3 separate regions of the Homo sapiens genome follow, and regions 2 and 3 are each linked to region 1. Evidence: chromatin contacts called from ENCODE Hi-C or POLR2A ChIA-PET data. All regions are on one chromosome and are shown on one strand. Each heading gives the region's core, a stretch centred on a gene start or an enhancer-like site at or near the end of the contact. The rest is flanking DNA. Distances are from core to core; before and after follow the strand shown. Region 1 overlaps ATP1A1 (ATPase Na+/K+ transporting subunit alpha 1). Region 2 has its middle 120 kb from the start of ATP1A1. Region 3 overlaps MAB21L3 (mab-21 like 3).

The links. A loop is a pair of places that touch in the nucleus more often than their neighbours do. ChIA-PET counts read pairs that join two places held with the same protein, here RNA polymerase II (POLR2A). Pooled maps may share reads with other maps.
Region 2: a pooled map shows a loop between it and region 1 (2.6-fold over the local background). The contact joins two enhancer-like sites. A Hi-C loop is called at or near these places in 1 of 50 pooled maps. POLR2A ChIA-PET finds 5 or more read pairs at or near these places in 3 of 52 experiments (GM10248, MCF 10A and activated CD4-positive, alpha-beta T cell).
Region 3: a loop to region 1 is called in a map of HepG2, with 6 times the contacts of the local background. The contact joins two enhancer-like sites. A Hi-C loop is called at or near these places in 4 of 168 maps with a recorded cell type or tissue (A673, Calu3 and HepG2) and 5 of 50 pooled maps. POLR2A ChIA-PET finds 5 or more read pairs at or near these places in 2 of 52 experiments (GM10248 and naive thymus-derived CD4-positive, alpha-beta T cell).

Annotation. Positions count from the first base shown.
Region 1 is chr1:116,387,801-116,390,500 of GRCh38, forward strand. ATP1A1 (ATPase Na+/K+ transporting subunit alpha 1) reads left to right here. Exons shown (of 23, transcript NM_000701.8): 5 at 331-444; 6 at 838-972; 7 at 1,102-1,219; 8 at 1,639-1,907; 9 at 2,413-2,611. Among named protein-coding and RNA genes, the nearest start is that of ATP1A1, 16 kb to the left of the region's middle. RefSeq lists an enhancer at 2,426-2,485. Within about 2 kb of position 1,416, at least 6 of the 41 ENCODE cell types and tissues checked have a DNase peak (open chromatin) inside an H3K27ac peak, as active enhancers do.
Region 2 is chr1:116,255,812-116,258,511 of GRCh38, forward strand. No RefSeq gene overlaps it. Among named protein-coding and RNA genes, the nearest start is that of ATP1A1, 120 kb to the right of the region's middle. Within about 2 kb of position 1,345, at least 4 of the 41 ENCODE cell types and tissues checked have a DNase peak (open chromatin) inside an H3K27ac peak, as active enhancers do.
Region 3 is chr1:116,137,787-116,140,486 of GRCh38, forward strand. MAB21L3 (mab-21 like 3) reads left to right here. Exons shown (of 8, transcript NM_152367.3): 8 at 1-363. Among named protein-coding and RNA genes, the nearest start is that of MAB21L3, 28 kb to the left of the region's middle. RefSeq lists enhancers at 1,174-1,223, 1,322-1,616. Within about 2 kb of position 1,450, at least 5 of the 41 ENCODE cell types and tissues checked have a DNase peak (open chromatin) inside an H3K27ac peak, as active enhancers do.

The DNA.
Region 1 (2,700 bases), core at 166-2,665:
CACATCCACCTGTCCAGAAATGCTTGGTGGCCATTCTTCAAAATCCACAAGTTGGTTGAAAAACAATCTTTGTTTTATAAAGCAGGAGAAACTGATGCATCTAGAACCTTTCCAAACGTCCAGTTAGTGATCAAGTGTTGGTGTGCCTGACTCCATTTCTGACCCTTCCTGTGTGGTCTTTAGAAGGATAAATAAGAAAACATGAGTTCTATATTTCTGAAATCTTGGTTTCTCTATTAAAAATCTGTTTTTTATTCAGTCAAAAAATTAATTGAATGTCCCTAATTATTGTGTAGAGCCACGGGCCCTAACTTGTCTTTTCCCTTCCAGCTGTACCTGGGTGTGGTGCTATCAGCCGTTGTAATCATAACTGGTTGCTTCTCCTACTATCAAGAAGCTAAAAGTTCAAAGATCATGGAATCCTTCAAAAACATGGTCCCTCAGGTACCAGACGCTTTGTCCTTCCCCAGTGGATGACTTGACAGCCCCAAGCATGTCAGCCTGTGAATTAGTGTGAAGTTAAGGTTTTCCAAGTATTACATGACTCATCAGAGAGATGGATGTCTTCTACCCCACCCAAAACCAACCTATTTTCCTTCTATCCAAAAAGTGGTAGCCTTTCTTTTGAATGTAAACTCTGAATACAGGCACACCATGTAACAGCAATATCTCTTAAACTGGCGAGCAAGCTTTTGTAACTTGTGTAAATAAAAAAGTGAATAATATCTTTGTTTTGTATTCAGGTAATTAGGATTATGACTATTTTTATTTTCTTGTTTTGGACACTACCTTCTCTTTGTTGGTATACTAACGGTGTAAATTGTTTCTTTTCCAAAGCAAGCCCTTGTGATTCGAAATGGTGAGAAAATGAGCATAAATGCGGAGGAAGTTGTGGTTGGGGATCTGGTGGAAGTAAAAGGAGGAGACCGAATTCCTGCTGACCTCAGAATCATATCTGCAAATGGCTGCAAGGTAGCTCTTTTATTTTAACAAACCTCATAGCTAGCTCTGCTGTTCGGGCAGCTTGATTTGAGGGGTACAGTAGCCCATGATAAGGCTGGTGTATTCACATGACATTTTTCTTCTTTTCCTCACATATAGGTGGATAACTCCTCGCTCACTGGTGAATCAGAACCCCAGACTAGGTCTCCAGATTTCACAAATGAAAACCCCCTGGAGACGAGGAACATTGCCTTCTTTTCAACCAATTGTGTTGAAGGTAGGCCATTTTTGGGCACTTTGAGCATGGCGTGGTATTTCTCTTGGGCATTAACAAAATCAAAACCATAGGCACAATCTCTTGTTTTATTGGCTCCATTTCTGAGAACTTGTGTCAAGCACAGAGCAGAGGTGTTTTCCTAGCTGGCAGGAAACCTTGTGGCAGTTTCCCTTCCCTCCACCTCCACCCTGCCTCTTCTGTCAACAACACCAGTCTGGCATGGGTGTTGGAGCTGCTGTCCTGCTACTGGAGAGAAGTCCCTTTGCCAAACAGCATGTACAGCCAAAGAGCTGGCCCTTAAAAAGTGCTTTTATCAACTCTTTTTGTTTTTTTAGTCATCCTATGTAATTGTGTAAAATCCGTGGCTTCCTTCAGGTTAGATACAATTAGGTACAGTTCTCCCTCCCCTTCTTTTTAAGGCACCGCACGTGGTATTGTTGTCTACACTGGGGATCGCACTGTGATGGGAAGAATTGCCACACTTGCTTCTGGGCTGGAAGGAGGCCAGACCCCCATTGCTGCAGAAATTGAACATTTTATCCACATCATCACGGGTGTGGCTGTGTTCCTGGGTGTGTCTTTCTTCATCCTTTCTCTCATCCTTGAGTACACCTGGCTTGAGGCTGTCATCTTCCTCATCGGTATCATCGTAGCCAATGTGCCGGAAGGTTTGCTGGCCACTGTCACGGTAAGAGGCAGGTGATGGTCACCCTGACTCAGATCAGCTTGCACGAATGTTACACTCTTCCGCTATCCTATTCTAAGGTATTGCCAACTTATGTTTTATTCTGGATGTTTGATATAGTTCTTCTTGAGAGCCACATCACGTGGTGAATTTTGACAGTGAGAAAACCTCAGCATTTGTTTATACGTAAGATAACCCCAAAGCATACATTTTGCTTTTAAATTATCACGTGGTCCTGAACAGTGCAGTGGAGAAAGGAGAAGAACTTGGGATCAAGTAGGGGGATAGAATATGGTAGAATCCTGTTATTATTTTTCTTAATAGATTGCTTTTCTGGAAGGAAGGGGAAGCCTCATGTATGGGTTCCCCTTATTATTTCTTCAAACTTCAGAAGAAGGTTGGAGAGATTTAATTTTAGACAAATTTCTTCCACATTAGGATATAGCAAGAATCTGTATAGAATTCCAGCCTGGTTGAGTGAAGTAATAATCTTCCTAATATTTTTTAGGTCTGTCTGACACTTACTGCCAAACGCATGGCAAGGAAAAACTGCTTAGTGAAGAACTTAGAAGCTGTGGAGACCTTGGGGTCCACGTCCACCATCTGCTCTGATAAAACTGGAACTCTGACTCAGAACCGGATGACAGTGGCCCACATGTGGTTTGACAATCAAATCCATGAAGCTGATACGACAGAGAATCAGAGTGGTAAGGCCAGGGTTACCACACACCTCAGCCACCTGCTGACTTCGCTTGGTTTTTTTTCTTTTAAGAAATTGCATGAAATTTCTTTTTTT
Region 2 (2,700 bases), core at 95-2,594, 130 kb before region 1:
CCCAGCCTCCCCAGGTGCTCCTCTCCTGCCTCTCCTTGAGGTGCTGGCTTCTGTCCAAAGGGTCTACAGTGCTGGGTCCTGGGACAAAGTCTTACAGGAGGGATCTGGGAAATGCGCAATTTTGAAACCATATGAAGTGATGGAAATAACACTGCAATGAGAGTGAAGAAATCAAGGTTTTAGTCTGAACTTTGTCACTAGCTATCTATGTAACACTAGGCAAGTTACCTTCCTTTTGTGAGCCATCGTGAAATGGTGCAGCTGGACCAGTTGGCCCCTAAGTCCTTCCCAGGACTAAGATGCTATTGAGTCACCAAGCCTAAAATAGGAGCTGAGCATGAAGAAACCTGAGCCTGGGGGAGAGTGTCTTGACAGCAAAATGCAGGTGCCTTGTTCTTTCTTTCAATTCACCTAGCTTCCCTTTTCCAAAGCGATTCTCCTGCCTCAGCCTCCCAAGTAGCTGTGAAAACAGGTGTGTGCCACCATGCCCAGCTAATTTTTTTAATTTTAATTTTTAGTATAGACAAGGTCTTACTGTGTAACCCAGGCTGGTCTGGAACCCCTGAGCTCAAGTGATCCTCTCGTCTCAGCCTCCCAAAGTATACTGTAATGTTTTGATAACTGACCACACATTCTGCCCTGGCATTCCTTTTGATTAGAGGCCCGTGACAGATCCCTCTGCATCCCCAGCTGTCCACATACCTTTTCATTTTCCCCATTTGGTTTTCAAGCTCATGGATTGTGATATTTGCACAATTTGTGTCAAAGCCACAGCAACTATGGACCCCATCCATAAAGATTCCTTTATCACTTAGACCTTTCCTGGGCTTCCTTTCAGGTAAAGCCTCAGGCCCTTCCTCCACTGTCATCTGCTCCATGTTGCTGTTGAAAGCTGGGCTTGCCAGAACCCCTTGGTCCCTGTCCTAGCCTTCCTTGAGGGTACAGTTCCCACTGGGCTGGCCTCTAGCCCCTCCACACCTACGTCACAACAGTGATGGTCATTTCTGAAATAAATAGAACAGGCATGAAGACAGTGGAGTCTAGCTAACCTGTGGCTGAGAGACATAATGAAGTAATTATGTGTTCACTTTTAAAAGGTTCCCAAGGCTTCTACCAGGGCTGCAGGTTGAATGACCAGTAATCCCTTAGGGTGCAGTTAAGATACCTGTGTCTGGGACAAAGACTTCCAAGTAGAACAGGCCAGCCGACTGCTAGGCTGGGTTGGATGGGACCAGTCCTCTCCGGCTGGGATCCTGGGGAGCCTTTCCCTGCCTTATCTCCTGGTTCACCACTCTGTACCAAGCATTCATATCTCAGTGACCCCACCCAGCTGTGCCAGAGGGAGAGTTCCCTAACTGCTGCTGTTTGGACAAAAATCAGGCAAAACCAAGCCCAATGCATCAATTTTATGCCCGTCACTGCAACCAAGTCACATTTGAAGGGACCCCAGCTGGCTGGCACCTGCCCCTCCCTCCCTCTGAGTTTTAGAGTTGAGGAAACTCTCATAAACCTTCTAATGCTGGGACTACACATTTTATTGTAATCATAAATAGAACATAATACCACAACAGGTGCACTGGGATGCTTGCTTAAATAATAAATGCAGTCAGCTTTGTTGCCTATTCACCCAGTCCTTCAGGTGCCTGAACAGCTGTGGGCTAGGGGTGGTGGAAGCTTCTGCCCAGGGTTGTATTGCTCAGGGAGAATCAGAGAGAAAATGTCCTTACCTTGAACTCAGGTTGTACAGTGTGAATGCTGACATACACCGCAGTTCTTCCACACCTATGTGGTGTGGGGCCCAGTTCGAATACCAGCTGTGTGTCGTGGAAAGACCATTTAACCACACTGAGTCTGTTTTCTCACTTGTGAAACTAAGATGCTAGAATTTAGGGTAATTCTGATGAGTAAATGAGTCAGGGAGTGTGGTTCTGGGGCCTGTGTTCCCTCTGTCAAAATCCACTCACTCCCTGGGGCTGTGATCGAGAAATCTGCCCCTGAAGCTTGTCCTTGGTCAGAGAAGCCCCCTAAGGGTTAAAAGACAATTATGGACCACTTCAACCCACTAGGATAGTGCTTATTAAAAAATAAAAAAGAAAGAAAGAAAAGAAAAACCTAGAAAATAACAAGTGTCAGTGAGGATGTGGAGAAATTGGAAACCTTGTGCACTGTTGATGGGAACGTATGATGGTGCAACCTTTGTGGAAGTTCCTCAAAAAATTAAAAATAAAGCTACCATATGATCCAGCAATTCCACTTCTGGGTATTTACACAAAAGAAGTAAAAGCAGAAACTCAAGGAGATATTTGTATGTCCATGTTCATAGCAGCGCTATTCACAATAGCTACAACATGGAAGCAACCCAAGGGCCCGTTAATGGATGAATGGATGAAAACAATGTGGAGTATAGTTCAGCCTTAAAAAGGGAGGAAATTTTGACATATGCTACAACATGGAGGAACTTTGAGGACATTACACTAAGTGAAATAAAATAGGCATGAAAGAACAAGTACCGTACTCATACAGGACTGTACGCACTCATTCAAAGTAACTACAGTGCTCAAAGTCACAGAGACAGAAAGTAGAATGGTGGTTGTTGGGGGTTAGGGGGAGGAGGGAGGAGGAGTTGCTGTTTAACGGGTACAGAGTTTTAGTTTTGCAAAATGAAAAGAGTTGTAGAGATGGTGCGCACCATGATGTCAA
Region 3 (2,700 bases), core at 200-2,699, 250 kb before region 1:
GCAGCCATAAAAAATGATGAGTTCATGTCCTTTGTAGGGACATGGGTGAAATTGGAAATCATCATTCTCAGTAAACTATCGCAAGAACAAAAAACCAAACACTGCATATTCTCACTCATAGGTGGGAATTGAACAATGAGAACACATGGACACATTAAGGGTAACATCACACTCTGGGGACTGTTGTGGGGTGGGGGGAGGGGGGAGGGATAGCATTGGGAGATATACCTAATGCTAGATGACGAGTTAGTGGGTGCAGCGCACCAGCATGGCACATGTATACATATGTAACTAACCTGCACATTGTGCACATGTACCCTAAAACTTAAAGTATGATTAAAAAAAAAAAGTACTGTAACCAAATGGTGGGGTCCCTAGGCTATCGTTTAATAAGTAATGATTTTAAAATATTGAAAAAAAAATTTCCAAACCAACAATGAGTTTACAATTTTTGAAAACATGAAGGCTTGGTGCAGTGGCTCATGCCTGTAATCCCAGCACTGTGGGAGGCTGAGACAGGAGGGTCACTTGAGACCAGGAGTTCAAGACCAGCCTGGGCAACATAGCCAGACACTGACACCCCGTCTCTACAAAAAATTTAAAAATTAGCCGGATGTGGTGCTCAGGAGGCTGAGATGAGAGGATTCCTTGAGACCAGGAGTCTGAGGCTGCAGTGAGCTTTGATTGTACCACTGCACTCTAGCCTGGGTGACGGAGTCACCGGAAGGGAGACCCTGTCTCTAAAAAAAAAATTTAAAAAGAGCATATAAAATGGTGAACAAACTAACATTTTGTTAAATCATCAAAAATTTGTATTCTAATTCTCATATTCTTGTATCTTAGGAAACATCATTTTTGAAAAGGTGGCAAATGTAATAAGGTTTTAAATTTAATTTCGGCCGGGCAGGGTGGCTGAGGCCTGTAATCCCAGAACTTTGGGAGGCCTAGGTGGGCGGATCCCTTGAGGCCAGGAGTTCCAGACCAGCCTGGCCAACGTGGTGAAATCCCGTCTCTACTAAAAATGCAAAAATTAGCCAGGCATGGTGGTGGGCACCTGTAATCCCAGCTACTTGGGAGGCTGAGGCAGGAGAATCGCTTGAACCTGGGAGGCAGAGCTTGCAGTGAGCTGAGATCTGGCCACTGCTCTCCAGCCTGGGCTGGGCTACAGAGCGGGACTCTGTCTCAAAACAAAACAAAAACCATCTTAAGCAACTTTTAAAACAGCTACACAGTCACGGAATGCTAAAAAGTGAAAATTGACTGTAACATTGGTTCAATATGTGTGTACGTGTGTGGAAAGGGAGGAACTGACGTGCGCCACAGTCTGATTCCGGTAGATTCTTTCCGTCTTTCCCCTGAGATCTGAGGGTTTTGCAGGAAGCAGGGCTACCAGCAGCTTCCTGCGTATTCCCAATTCTTGCCAGCAGAGGGCAGCAAGGGAACACATATGAAAGGAGCCAGGTCCCACCCATTCTCGTCCTCGGAGCCCAGCAGGTGTCACACTTCTCAGCCCGTAACTTACACCTGGTCCCTCCAGAGCAAGGATGAGTGGATTCCAGCTCATGCCAAATTGTTGACCTTTCCTGCCATTTTAGCCGAGATTTACATCTTTCTCCTTAAAACTCAGATTTTAAAAGGGAGCCTATGAGAGGACCGTCCATCCAGGCTCCCGGGGCATTCAGCTCCATTCTGTTTCCTGGGACAGATTGCACAGCTAAGAAAAGCCAGAGAATATTACTCCTTTATTCTGTTCTTTTTTTTTTTTAATTCTCCAAAAGACCGTTCAATCCTTCTTCACTCTTCCAGGCCCAAGACTAGGCGTGTAGAGGAATGGTTGGTTTTCAGCCACCGCAGTTGACCTGCCTGCGTCTGCATCCCAGTTCTGATGCCGAGGAGCTGCATGACCTTGGCAAGCTGTTTGGCCTTTCTGTGTCTCTAGTTCCTTCTCTCCAAAATGGGCATTGTGATGGCCAGAATTGTGTCCACCACAATTCATAAGTTCAAGCTCCAACCCCCAGCACCTCAGAATGTGACTGTATTTAAAGAGGTGATTAAGTTAATAATAAAGAGGTGATTAGCTGATTCAGTCTGACGGGTATCCTTAAAGGAGAGGAGATTAAGCACACAGAGAGATGCCAGGGATGTGCATGCGCAGAGGGCAGCCACCCACAGACCAAGGAGAAAGGCCTCAGGAGAAACCAGCCTGTCCACACCTGCTCTTGGACCACCAGCCTCCAGAACTGGGAGAAAATACATTTCTGTTATTTAAGTCACCTAGTCTGTGGTATTTGGTTATTTTCCTATGGCCCTAGGAAACTGTTACAGGCATCATGAAAGAATATATACCTCATAGTGTTAATGAGAGCAACGAATGGAATGATGGATGTAAAAGGCTCTTAGTTGAGTACCTGGCATGGGATAACTGCTGAACAAATGTTTTCATTTTAGATGCCTACCCCTCGTGCTATTTGCCCATCTCTACCATTCCTGATAACTATACCAGACCACAGATAAATTCTTTGTAAAGAAAATATAAACCATCACAGAGGAAACATGAGAAAATTTCACTGCAAATTCTGCAAGCCCATTCTCCCCTTCGTCCCTCTTGCTAAAATATAGAAGGTATCTCCCTGAAAGGCCAATTTCTCCACATGTGACAGCTCAGATGCCTCCCAGCTCTTCAGTCTTTCCATTTATTTC